Linked DNA regions of Homo sapiens: region 1 is linked to region 2. The links are chromatin contacts, found by Hi-C in ENCODE. All regions are on one chromosome and are shown on one strand. Each heading gives the region's core, a stretch centred on a gene start or an enhancer-like site at or near the end of the contact. The rest is flanking DNA. Distances are from core to core; before and after follow the strand shown. Region 1 holds the start of CASK (calcium/calmodulin dependent serine protein kinase). Region 2 holds the start of NYX (nyctalopin).

Region 1 (6,485 bases), core at 2,039-4,538, 480 kb after region 2:
TCTTCAAGGGCTTTCTGTTCAAATTCAGAGGTGAACAAATTATAAGTTAAAAATGTATGCTGTCAAGGTCCCTGCAAGAAAATCTCAAGCTAATTTCAATTTCCAGATCAATATATACTAAGACAATTTACTAGAGAAACCTTCAACCTTTACTCAGATTGAGGAACACTATTATTACATTCTTTAACAATAAGGCTAGCTTGAATTCATTATTTCACATAATGGCATTTTATAATTGGCACTGACCAAGTCAGATTTTGTAGGATATGAATGAGATTTCACAGTTCATAGTAGTTAAGGTAGCCATAGAGTACCTATCACCTCAAAATTAGCTTGCTGCCCCTCTTTATGCAGCTCTGAAACAGTCAGAAAAGATGAATTTTTTTCTCCCAGGGGTGTTTCCTGAAAAATATTCTATCAATTACAAATCAGCAGAATATGGACTGTGTTAATGTGATTCTGACCATTTCTTTTTGATATCCAAAGAGATCACATCATCACCCTTCCAGACTTTAAGGAATCAGAACTAGTTACCAAAACTGATTCAGAGATGGCTATTTTACATCTTCACAATATAATTAACATTTTAATCTCACATTTTCCAATTATGACTTTGTTAGTTCATTTACATCAGCTATAACTAAGATGCAACAAACATCATTCACCCACACATACAGTCATTTGGAGGCTTTTGGGAAACACCTAATTTATCTTCACTGGGTGCTCCTAAGAATGAGGAAACCAAGGAGATTTTTGATGCATTTTTCTCTCTAGAACTGTGCTATTCACATGTGGCTACTGGGCACCTGAAACGTGGCTGGTCCGACTGGGAAACTGAATTTTGAATTGTATTTAATTTTAATTAATTAAAATTTAAATTTAGAAAAAGGTACTTGATTCGGTTATTGGAAAACTTTTATGTATATTGGGAACAACTTGGGTATGTGAATATACTTTTGCAAACGCAAATTTTATGAAACCTAAATACAGATTAAGTATTTCTGATTTTCATCAGAAATGTAGCTTAGTGTCAGAATTGAGATGTGCTATTAGTGTAAAATACACATTGGGATTTCAAAGACTTAGCATAAAAGATGTAAAATATTTCATTAATATTTTTTCATATTGATTACATGTTGAAATGTTAAGTTTGGATCTACAGGGTTAAATAAAATATTTTATTAAAATTAATTGCACCTGTATGTTTTTATTAAATGTGGCTACTAGAAAATTTTAAATTACAAATGTGGCTCATAATATATCTTTTGGACAGTGCTGTTCTAGAACACTTCCACAAGCACTTTAACAGGACACATTTGGATACTTTCCTTTTAAGTCTGGCTGGTCATGTAACAATAGGGCAAGGAGTAACATGTCCTCACATCAATTGGGTCTGAGTAAAGTGTGTAGCAAGCTCTACCCACAATTTCACCATGTGAGGCAACACTGTAATACCTCAATATGGAAAGAAAAGGAAACAAATTAGCACTCAAATTGAAATTGAGTACTGCAGACAACTTAAAAGAGATAGGGCCAACTGCTTTAAGGTCTTGGTTTCATTTCCCAACTGTGGACCTTAAAATAGACAATAAAGCACCGCTTCCAAAAAAAAAAAAAAAAAAAAAAAGAGGTAAGATATTTCAATGTTAGCTCTAGCGATCCTTATTAAGCAAAAATTTGCTCTTAAATCTTATCTCCTCAACTTCTAAAGCCGCAGAATACACGCTGTGTTAGGAAATCAACTTCAGATTGCCAGCATTTCCTTCACAAGCAAATTAGCAGGATTGTGCACTTGGAGTACTGTTTGACAAGAATGAAAAGGAAACTATTCAAAATAGATTTAAGGAATGGACAATTAGATGAGGAACTGCAGATTTAATTCTCAATCAGCACTGTGATTAATCTGATTCCCTGCTTTTCCCCAGCGTAATTATACAACACAGATGAAAGGATGAGCATTTGGACTGTCAGTTCTATATTCTAGACCAGCCCGGTGACTCAAAGCAGACGGCTCTACCACGCTAACCACCATCCCAACAACAGTCGAGGGGAGTCTCGAGCACTGATTGAACAGTCATTGCATAACAAGGCATTAAAAATTCGAATGCCCCCAACTCTTTCCACGTTCGTGTACACCAGGAGGGAATTTGCTGAAACTGAAAGCACCCCGTCTTAAATGACCCCCTCCAATCCGAGCATGGGGTGTACACAAAGGCATCTGTCTAATATCCCGCACAATAGACACACACCCCACAATTAAAACCCTGGACTCTCTCACCACACAAGCAAAGGAAATGCAAGCTGCTCTGTTTCAAAAATGGTCTATGGTACATGCAAGGTAACAATAACCCCAACTGAAGCAACTATAAAATCGGCTGTGCCACGTCCCTGTGCAACCGTCAGATAAAATGCAGGCAGCCGGCCCCACGCCTTACGGGGTGGCCAACCTCGGCTCGGTGGCCTCAATGGACCGCTGAGAACCCCCAGGCCCCCGCCTGGCAGGAGCTCCAGGTACACGTCTATAAATACTCCAGGATGAGAAGGACGAGAGGGGAAGAGGGGAAGGAGGGAGGGCAGGGGGCAGGCCCCGAGCGGGTGCGGGAAGACCGGGGCATCACTGAAATGCATTTTTCCACACTCCCGCTCCCTCGCGTGGAGACTCACTTTCCGATCACCTCGCACAGCTCGTACACATCCTCGAACAGCACGTCGTCGTCGGCCATGGTCCGGAGGGGATAGCGGCCGCAGCGTGGAGGGCTTCGAAAACGGGGGTGGGGGCGCCCAAGAGCTCAGTGCCCAGCCCCGGGATCGCCTCCTCCCCTCAGGACCCGCGAGCCCTCGGTGCCGAGGACGCTCGAGTGGGGCCGCGAGGCCCAGAGACTGCGGCGCCTTCCTCTGCAGGCGACCGCCCCGGCGCGGGCGGCGGGGCCGGGGCGCGGGAGCGAGGGCGGCCCGGGCCCGGCGCCGCCCGCCCGCCCGCTGCTTCTCGCGCTGCTCGGGCCGCGCTGCCCGGCGTGCGGATCCTCGGGGACCGCGCGGCGTCGCGCTCTCCGCTCGTCAGCCCGCGCGGGCCGCGAGGCCGCGACCGCTCCCTCTGTCCGAGGCCGGCTCCGTCGCGTCGCGGAGCAGCTCGGGCTACAGAGGGGGCCGCGGCAGGACCATGGAGCGAGGATCGCCGCGGAGGGAGGTGGCGGCGGCGGCGGATCGGCGCTGGGGACCAGGAGGCGGCGGCAGAGACGCTCCCTCCTCTTTCTCCTCCTCCCGCAGCCGCCACCGCCCGCCCGGGAGTGGGAGGGGGCTTCGCGGGACCGGCGCTCTGTGCGGGCGGGAGCCGCGGCCGCCGCCTTCTGCTCCGCCCCTACGCCTCAGCAGCCGACCGGCTCGCCAGCCCCGCTCACCCGCCTCGCGCAGACACGCCCTCCTCCCCCGTCGGCGGCGCGGCTTCCAGAACCACAGGCTCCGCCCACTCCAACCGGTCGGGAGGCGGTGGCCCAGGGAAAGGGGAGCGGGCCGAGCGGCGCATGCGCGGGGCGCCGGCCGCGTCACGGCGAACGGGCGGGCACCGGGATTCTAGAGGGCGCGGGGGGTTGAGTGGGGCGCGCCGGCTGCAGCTGCCGAGGCGGGGCTGGTTGGGGTCGTCGCCTCCGCGCCTAGCCGCGACCAAGCCGCGAAAGGGGCTGGAGACAAAAGGTCCACGGCTGCACGCTCGTTGTCCGGCAAGAGGCACGAAACTCTGGCCGCTCCCCTTTCCTTCTTTTGTAATCGCAGGGAGCCTTTCCCAGTTTTTTGCTGGGAAAAGAGGCAGGGAAAGGGTGCTAATGAATGAGAAAGCTAAAAGAGAGGTGGAGAGAGGTTGTCACTGAATCCGTGCTTGGCAGCGGATGCTTTTAGTGCTACCCTGTCATTCCTTAATGAAGATGAGGGCTGGGGGTAAGGGGAGGTCGTCCAAGAAAAGGACTAAACAAAAACTGCCTAGGAAGGTGTGCGACAGCAAACGGTCATCTATAGAGACAGCTTCTCCCACGTTCTGCCCCAAACTCAACAAATATCTATCCAGCGCCTACCCTCACTAGAGACCAACCTAGAGAGAAGCTAGGAAGGCAGGGACAAACCGTGACTTTAAGCTCATTTGTATATTGTCCTCAAACTCCCAGGACCTACTCTGCTCTCTATACTCCCTATAAATGTTAGACTTGTCAGGAACAGAATGCAACTAGAGGGAGTGCAGGCACAGGAGCAGCCAGGGAGTGAGGTTCTGGGTGTTGCCGCTGTGCTAGGTTGCATTCAATATGAAGATTTCTGTTCAACTGAGCATGTGCGGAATGAGCCAGCGCCATCAGACAGGTATATGCCTCAGTTGAAGACCAATAGTGTCTTTGTTCCTCCGCACAGCAAAAGTGCCCAATTAGTTCATAAGTCAGTTTCCAGAAATCGTCTGGTAAATTTCTCAGTGCAGTATTTTTTTTAAAAAAAGTATTTATTAATACCAAAGTGGAGGGGGTGATGTGGAGACTCACAGCCTATTTTCTCTTCAGAAACGTTTCGTGCAAACCCTTGACCACTCCCTCAAAAGGCTGAGAGATTTGCCTGCTAAGGATTTGGGTACTAAACCTTTTTTTTTTTTTTAAATGCAGATCAGAGGACAAGTGTAATTGCACACGGTTTTCCTCCTTTCTCAAAGAGCTTGTGCATTCTCTAGAGACGGGGGCTTCAGAACTTGAGAAACATTGCCTCCTTTAAGGGTCCAAGAGTTACTCACCACAAGTTGGCATGTCCAGCTCATGTCTAATGAATAAGGCGTCACTCCATTCTGCCCTGAAGTGCACAGGGACCCTCTCAAGTCACCTTGTCAGCTTCACTTCTTTTCCCCAGCCCAAGACTGAGCTATACCAAGCCTTGTCGACTTCATTTTGGGGTTTGTTGTCTTCTACAGGGACCTATGCTCAGAGGTAGAAAAGGACAATCATAAAGTAAAACAGAAAAGAAAGTGCAGGTGAAAAAAAGAGAGACAGACGATTGCAAAAATAAGTAAGTGCTCTGCTCATAGGATCACAGTTGGTTTGGATCTGGAAAGAGACTCCCTCACTTACAGATGGAAGAATGTGGTGGTTGCTCTCCCAAAAGCCATCCCACCCCTCTCCCCCACCATGGGGTAGCAGCTCTGGACTTGAGGTGAGATTGTAACCATCTTTACTGGAGAGGTGGGCTCTGATTAATTAAACTAACACATGCAGCCCCCTTGCCACAGCGATAAGCCTAATTTAATCAGCTCTTGGCACTCCCTGGTCACAAGCTTTGAGTGGTTTGAGGTCTGCCAATCAGCACAAAGCTGAGGACTTTTTCTCCTGATCTGTACTTAGATCTCCCAGTTCCCAGTGTAATATTTAGTCATATAGAAATTCTCTGCAATACACATCCCTCAGAAGTTGTACCATGTATGATGGTTAGAAGTAGATCCTCTCTGCTTCGGGGACTAAAATAAGCAAACCTTTTAAATTAATTTTTCTCTGGGTGTCTTCCAAAAATCCAATACTGTTCCAACAAATAAGCCCATGTATTAGTGAGTCAGGTGTCAATAATTTGGTTCTGTTTTCGTTTCCACAAAGAAAATGTTAAAGTAAGTGCATCTATTAGATTGTGTTCAGATGTTAGCAACTGAATATTCAACTAACAGTGGTTTAAACAAATGCAAGGGGGCGGGGTGCTCTTTTCCATGTAGCAAGGAGATGTGTGGTTATTAACATTGATCAGCTATTCAAGTGCGTCATCAGTGACCTAGGTTTATTCGTTCCACTCTGCCATTCTTGTAATGTTAGCATCTCATCCTCAGGCTTGTTGCCTCATCATTATGAGATGGCTGCTGCAATTTCAGACATTAAAGGGAGGAAGCAGGAGGGCAGTAAGGACAGGAGAGGCCTTTCTGCTCCGTCTCTCATCTATTAGGGAAAGAAAATATCTTTTTCTCATCTCACGGGCCAGGACAGAGTCACAGGCAGCAACACTTACCTGCAAGGGAAGCTGGGGACACGGATATTTGTCTTCTCCTGCCTCCTCTTGGGAGGTAGACAAGGGAGAAGTAGGGGGAAAATGGGCTTTGGTAGCAGGCTGGAGTGCAGTGGCACGATCTTGGCTCACTGTAACCTCCACCTCCTGGGTTCAAGCGATTCTTCCACCTCAGCCTCCCAAGTAGCTGGGATTACAGGCACCTGACACCATGCCCAGCTAATTTTTGTATTTTTAGTATAGGCGGGGTTTCACCATGTTGGCCAGGCTGGTCTTGAACTCCTGACCTCAAGTGATCCGCCCTTCTCGGCCTCCCAAACTGCTGGGATTACAGGCTTGAGCCACTGTACCCGGCCGATTTCTAATGCTAGGAAAATTACCAATAAAACAGTTCTACGTCTTCATCATAATGTAGCTATACCTCTAGTATATAATTGATAGGCCTTAAAAAATTCAGAAACATCTAAAACCCCACAAGGATG
Region 2 (6,036 bases), core at 1,631-4,130:
GAGGTGGTAGCGCTTATGCTAAGCATAGCAGGCAGATTGAGATTTCAGCAGGTGGAGAAGTGGGGAAAGAAAGGAGCAAAGCAAAGGCCCAGGAAGGGCTACCCAGGGTTGGGGTGTCTGTGAATTGTCACTACAGGGCAGAAAGGCTGGAGGGCAAATCTGTGTCCTCCAGATAGCAGGCAAAGCCTCCAGTAGTCGCCGGCTGTCTTAATTAATCGGTAATTCTTACCAATTCCAAGGTGGGGAAGCCTGGCCAAAACGGCGAAACCCCATCTCTGCTAAAAACACAAAAATTAGCCAGGCATGGTGGCCGGCGCCTGTAGTTCCAGCTACTTGGGAGGCTGAGGCAGGAGAATGGCTTGAATCCAGGAGGTGGAGGCTGGCAAAATCATGCATCTTGGGCCATCACTATTTCTCAAGGTCACTTACACACCCCTTCTCCCTCCTTCAGCTCCTTTTATGGGCTACCAACTGCATGATGAGTGAGAACTAGCATGGGTACAAAACCACCCCAGGAGGGCCAGGTACAGTGGCTCACGCCTGTAATACCAACATTTTGGGAGGCTGAGGCCAGTGGATCATTTGATGTCGGGAGTTCGAGACCAAACTGGCTAGCATGGTGAAACCTCATCTTTACTAAAAATACAAAAAAAATTAGCCGGGTGTGGTGGTACTCACCTGTAGTCCCAGCTACTCAGGAGGCTGAGGCAGGAGAATTGCTTGAACCCGGGAGGCAGAGGTTGCAGTGGGCTGAGATCACGCCACTGCACTCCAGCCTGAGGGACAGAGTAAGGCTCCATCTCAAAAACAAAAACGAAAAAATCCCTCCCCCAGCAGCCCACGAGTGGCTGGAGTAGGCTCTGAAAGGGCCGGCCTTTCTCCTGTCTTGAGCTTTAAGTTTCTCCCAGGGGAAGTCAGTCAATCGCATTTCCTGTAACAACCCTGGGCCACCTGCTTTTCTCCCTGCAGCAAGGTTTTGATTAAGGGCTGCTCATCCTCCCAAGTCGGTGGTACCAGCTCACCTGGTGGATGGGCTCCTTCCTTTTTATGCCAAGAGTCTCTGATGCCTCCTTATTTTCCACTTGGGAGAAATGTTTCAGTTCACAGGTGGAGAAGAAGGTCTTCCTTAGTGGGATCCCAGTGCCAGAGCACCAGGCCCACTGGCCTGGAGAAGATTGAAGGGAAGGTTGGACCAATAAGCTGCGAACAAAGGTTGTGGGTGCAGACAGGTTGGCTCTTACAGTCGAGATTCAGCCTCTGGACTGCTGCTGGGGGAGTGGGGGCTTCGTTGGGCTAAGGCTTGGGGTGATGGCTACAGGGACACCTCCGACACTGGTGGTCACAATGAGAGGGCTGCCCACTGCTCTCATCTAATAAGCCAGGCGAGTCCAACACTGGGGATAGAGATGTCATTTGAGAGGCCTCCCCCACCCACATCCCTACCCCATCCCTAGTATTCTCTTCTTTCCAGCAGGTTAGACAAGTTCAGCCACATTTTGGCTTTCAAGGCTCAAATGGAAGAAAACAAAAATTCCCCAGGGCACGGTGGCCTGAGATGTCTAGATTCACATCCAGAACCCTTTCTGTGGGAAGGGAACTCCTGGCTTCCTTTCATCAGCACTGGCTCACCAAGTCCTGCGTGGCCAGAACTTGGCAGGTTGCCATGGATACCTGGAAGTGCTGTCCCAGCAGACAGCAGAGGCTTGCTGGGGCCAGGAGAATGTGGGGGCACCTGAACTGCTGGCCAGAAAGGCTAGATAAACAGGCCCCCCTGCCACCCTCATTTTGATCAGACCCCCTCCACCAGTCTCCTAAAACAGGGCTTTCCAAACTTTACCGGGCACAGGAATCCCCCTCTCCGCCGACCTAGTTAAAATGCAGATGCTGGCCGGGCGCGGTGGTTCACGCCTGTAATCCCAGCACTCTGGGAGGCCGAGGCGGGTGGATCACAAGGTCAAGAGATCAAGACCATCCTGGTCAACATGGTGAAACCCCGTCTCTACTAAAAATACAAAAAATTAGCTGGGCATGGTGTAGTCCCAGCTACTCAGGAAGCTGAGGCAGGGGAATCGCTTGAACCCAGAAGGTGGAGGTTGCAGTGAGCCAAGATTGTGCCACTGCACTCCAGCCTGGGCGACAGAGTGAGACTCCATCTCAAAAAAAAAAAAAAAAAAAAAAAAGCAGATGCTGATTCAACAGGTCTGGGGCGGGGGGTAGAAGGCGCTGAGATTCTGTTTTCCTAACGAGCTCTCAGGTACTGCTGCTGGTCCACCGGCCACACTGAGTAGCCAGGGCCTAAACTGAGTCCTGGTGGGTTTCAGAAACCTCAGCCAGATTCTGAAGGTCCCATTCCTGGACCCACTGCCTTAGGCCACCACTACCAGCCCTAACCCCAGTGGGAACCTCTTGCCTTCTTGTAGTGGAAGGACTCTCTCCAGTCCGTTTTTGTATCATTCACCATCAACCACTTCAAAGAAAGGAAATCAGCAGCCGGCATTTTGGGGAAACATTTTAAGCTGTCCTGTCCCTTCTCCAGCTCTCCAAGTTATATAATGCGTCCTTGTTGAAAATGCTGATAATGCTGTTTGGGTGGCAGGAAGCCAATTTCAGGCTACATATTGCTTGGGGCTGGGGCTGGGGTCAGGGAACGGGGCAGGGTCTGGGGAAGGTTTAAGGAGAGAAAGGGGCCAGGCAGATGGAGAGAGGACAGGAGGGCCAGGGTGGTCAAGGCCCGGGGATAAAGCCGATTGGTATGTCAGCAAAATCTGTCACTGGCTTTAGTGATTCGAAAGGCAGACACATTCTTTCATCTCTGTTAATCCTCATGTGATACAGAGGATTTTCCTGCCATTAAATCTGGAGAAAGAAAAATAAGCACTCAAACCTGCACAAGTAACTATTCCTCTTCACCCCTTCCTCCCGTCCCCCCACCCCCACCTTTACTTCTCTCTCAAACCATTTTCAGCATCTGTGGCTGCCTGACTTGGGAGATGGATGGGCTGAGGGAGTGGAGGGGGACCTCAGAGGAGCAGGACCAGGGAGACTCCCAGGACGGTAAGCAACATTTGAGGACCATTCACTAACGCTTCTCTGCAGGGGTTTCCTCTCCATCCATTTCCTTGCTGGGTTGTCAGTGATGCCATCTGAGTTGCTGTCAGGGCTGTAGCCTGACAAAGGGTTTCCTAATAGATCCAAACTGTCCATTTGTGGGGAGCTTCTGATTTTCTGTTGTTACTGGTTTCCCTTAGCCCAACACCAGGGTCATTAAGAAGGAAGGAATGTGAGGAAGAAAGAAAGGCAGGGCATTCAGGAAGAAGTGTGGAGGCATGGGAGGGTTCTCATGGGGCCCTCCTGGGCACTGGGTGACCTGTCCTTTCTCCCCTCAGGTAGGGGTCCCACGGCTGGGTGGTCCTAAGCCACTGGGTGGATGAAAGGCCGAGGGATGTTGGTCCTGCTTCTGCATGGTGAGTTCTCCTGCCGGTGGGTGCAAGGGTTGGGAAGAGGGGTGGAAGCCACAGAGCTTCTGCCCAAAGAGTCTTTAAAGTGGCTTCTGGGACAGCGGTATCTGGACACTTCTGATCAGGTTTCACTGACCCTGTGATCGTGGGGGAGGGGATAGAGAAAGCAAGAAAACAGCAGGTGGTGGGGATTTTTGTTTCCTAAAAACAAAACTCCTGAGCCGAATATATGAAATAGTCCTCTTGGTGATTTTCTTATTCTAATTTCAGATATGAATTCATTGGTGTGATAACCAAAAGCTACAGTGCTACAGTGTTTTTTTGTTTTGTTTTGTTTTTGGAGATGGAGTCTCGCTCTGTCACCCAGGCTGGAGTACAGTGGTGCGACCTCGGCACACTGCAAGCTCCGCCTCCCGGGTTCACGCCATTCTCCTGCCTCAGCCTCCCGAGTAGCTGGGAGTACAGGTGCCCGCCACCACGCCTGGCTAATTTTTTGTATTTTTAGTAGAGACGGGGTTTCACCATGTTAGCCAGGATGGTCTCGATCTCCTGACCTCGTGATCTGCCCGCCTCGGCCTCCCAAAGTGCTGGGATTACAGGCGTGAGCCACCGTACGGTGGTTTTTTCTTTTCTTTTCTTTTCTTTTTTTTTTTTTTTGAGACAGAGTCTCACTCTCGCCCAAGCTGGGGAGCAGTGGCATGGATCTTGGCTCACTGCAACCTCCGCCTCCCGGGTTCAAGTGATTCTCGTGCCTCAGCCTCCTGAGTAGCTGGAACTATAGGCACCTGCCACCACGCCCAGCTAATTTTTTGTATTGTTAGTAAAGACGGGGTTTCGCCATATTGCCCAGGCTGGTCTTGAACTCCTGACCTCAGGTGATCTGCCTGTCTCGGCCTCCCAAAGTGCTGGGATTGCAGGCATGAACCACCGTGCCCAGCCTACAGTGGTTTCTAATCACATTATTTTAAGCTCATTTAGTTAAAAACAAAAGTCCCTTTAAAAAACCACCTTCCTAAAGGAAAAAGAAAAAATGAAAAATGCCTTGGAATTATAGGATTATGGATATTGAAGTTATTTTTCAAAGTTTCTCGCTCTGTTATGTGCACTTTAATATACCAAGAAGACTCGTTATGAAATATTTTCCCTGGCTCTAGCTGTTCCAATCTGACTGAGATAGCCCAAGGAAAAATCCTTTAAATTCTTCAGTAAATGATTCTACACAAAGAATCTGTTTTTTTCTGACCCTCAAGTGAATTTAATTATTTGAGATATGATGATCTATGTAATAGACCTCTGTATGCGATGCTGATAGAGAACATTTTACCAGATCATCTAAAACAGGAGTAATGGAGTTTTCTTCCTCTTTATTCCACCTTTTCAAAAACCGGAACTTGCTCTGTTCAGTCAACCAACAGGCATACACTGTGTGCCTTCAAAACGCTCGAGAGATATTTATGAGGGATATAATAGCATGCTCTTTGTCTTTGAGAAAATTCTTTTATAAGAGATTCAATAAATAAGCAATAAAAAAAATTGGAGCAAGGCACGTGGAACACTGTGATAAATAGGACATGACTTCCTACCTCGAAGAGGTTCTAAAGAACAGAGGTTGATATTTATATAATTACTAACAGTCAACTTCTTGCCATTCCTCCTACCTTGAAAAAAAAATGAAACTTGATTGACTCATTGGGGCACAATGTTTGCTTCCAACAGCCAGTATCATTTTAAACGTGCACCAAAAGCTCTACCGTTCCTCACAGAAAGCAGACCGTATTCATAGCCTGCACACTTCAAAACAGGAACTGTCCCTGCTACAGAAACCCGAAATATATCCAGACTTCTTGTGACAAGTTGGAGAGCTCAGCGGTGACATCATTTGCTAACAATAGATGCACTTAAAATTAATGACCATCTCCACATCCCCTGGCACTTTAATTTAAAACACACTCTAGCAAGCACAGAGAATATTTCTCTGACTGCGAGTCACAAGCAATACGGACAATATGTTCCCGAGAAGCAGGCAGGGATAGTGCTCTACCTCCTTGGCCAGAAAGAAAATGACTAAGTGAGCCTCACAAAACAACACCTTGGAGAAATCAGAAGTGGCTCGCAGCAGGGAAATTTGGGGCAAGAGAAATTCTCCTCTGGACACACAGGGCTCCTGGAAGTGCCCCACTTCTCAGATGCATAAGTGCAAATACCTCCACCTCCTCCCCCCATGTTAACCCCTGGGGTCTTCCCGCTGTTCACAGCATAATATCTGAAACCCTTAACTTCTTTTACAGGGTCTTTCACATGTGACTTCCTCTACACTGAGTCTTCAAAGAGAGTCAGGGGTTGTGTGTTTGTGTTTTTTGTGTGTGTTTCTTTTGAGACAGGGTCTCGCTCTGTTGCCCAGGCTGGAGTGCAGTGGCATGATCTCAGCTCACTGCAACCTCTGCCTCCCGGGTTCAAGTGATTCTCGTGCCTCAGTCTCCAGAGTAGCTGGGATGCGCCACCACCACACCTGGTTAATTTTTGTATGTTTAGTAGTGATGGGGTTTCACCATGTTGGCCAGGCTGGTCTTGAACTCAT

The links. A loop is a pair of places that touch in the nucleus more often than their neighbours do. Pooled maps may share reads with other maps.
Region 1: a map of naive thymus-derived CD4-positive, alpha-beta T cell shows a loop between it and region 2 (7-fold over the local background). The contact joins the promoter of CASK here to the promoter of NYX in region 2. A Hi-C loop is called at or near these places in 1 of 168 maps with a recorded cell type or tissue (naive thymus-derived CD4-positive, alpha-beta T cell), 8 of 37 single-sample maps with no recorded cell type and 13 of 50 pooled maps.

Annotation. Positions count from the first base shown.
Region 1 is chrX:41,920,266-41,926,750 of GRCh38, forward strand. It overlaps CASK (calcium/calmodulin dependent serine protein kinase), which reads right to left and starts at 3,289. Exons shown (of 27, transcript NM_001367721.1): 1 at 2,665-3,289. The coding sequence starts at 2,723. RefSeq lists silencers at 2,744-2,793, 3,064-3,643.
Region 2 is chrX:41,444,463-41,450,498 of GRCh38, forward strand. NYX (nyctalopin) reads left to right here and starts at 2,881. Exons shown (of 3, transcript NM_001378477.3): 1 at 2,881-3,054; 2 at 3,387-3,464. The coding sequence starts at 3,443. RefSeq lists enhancers at 547-616, 767-836, 957-1,006.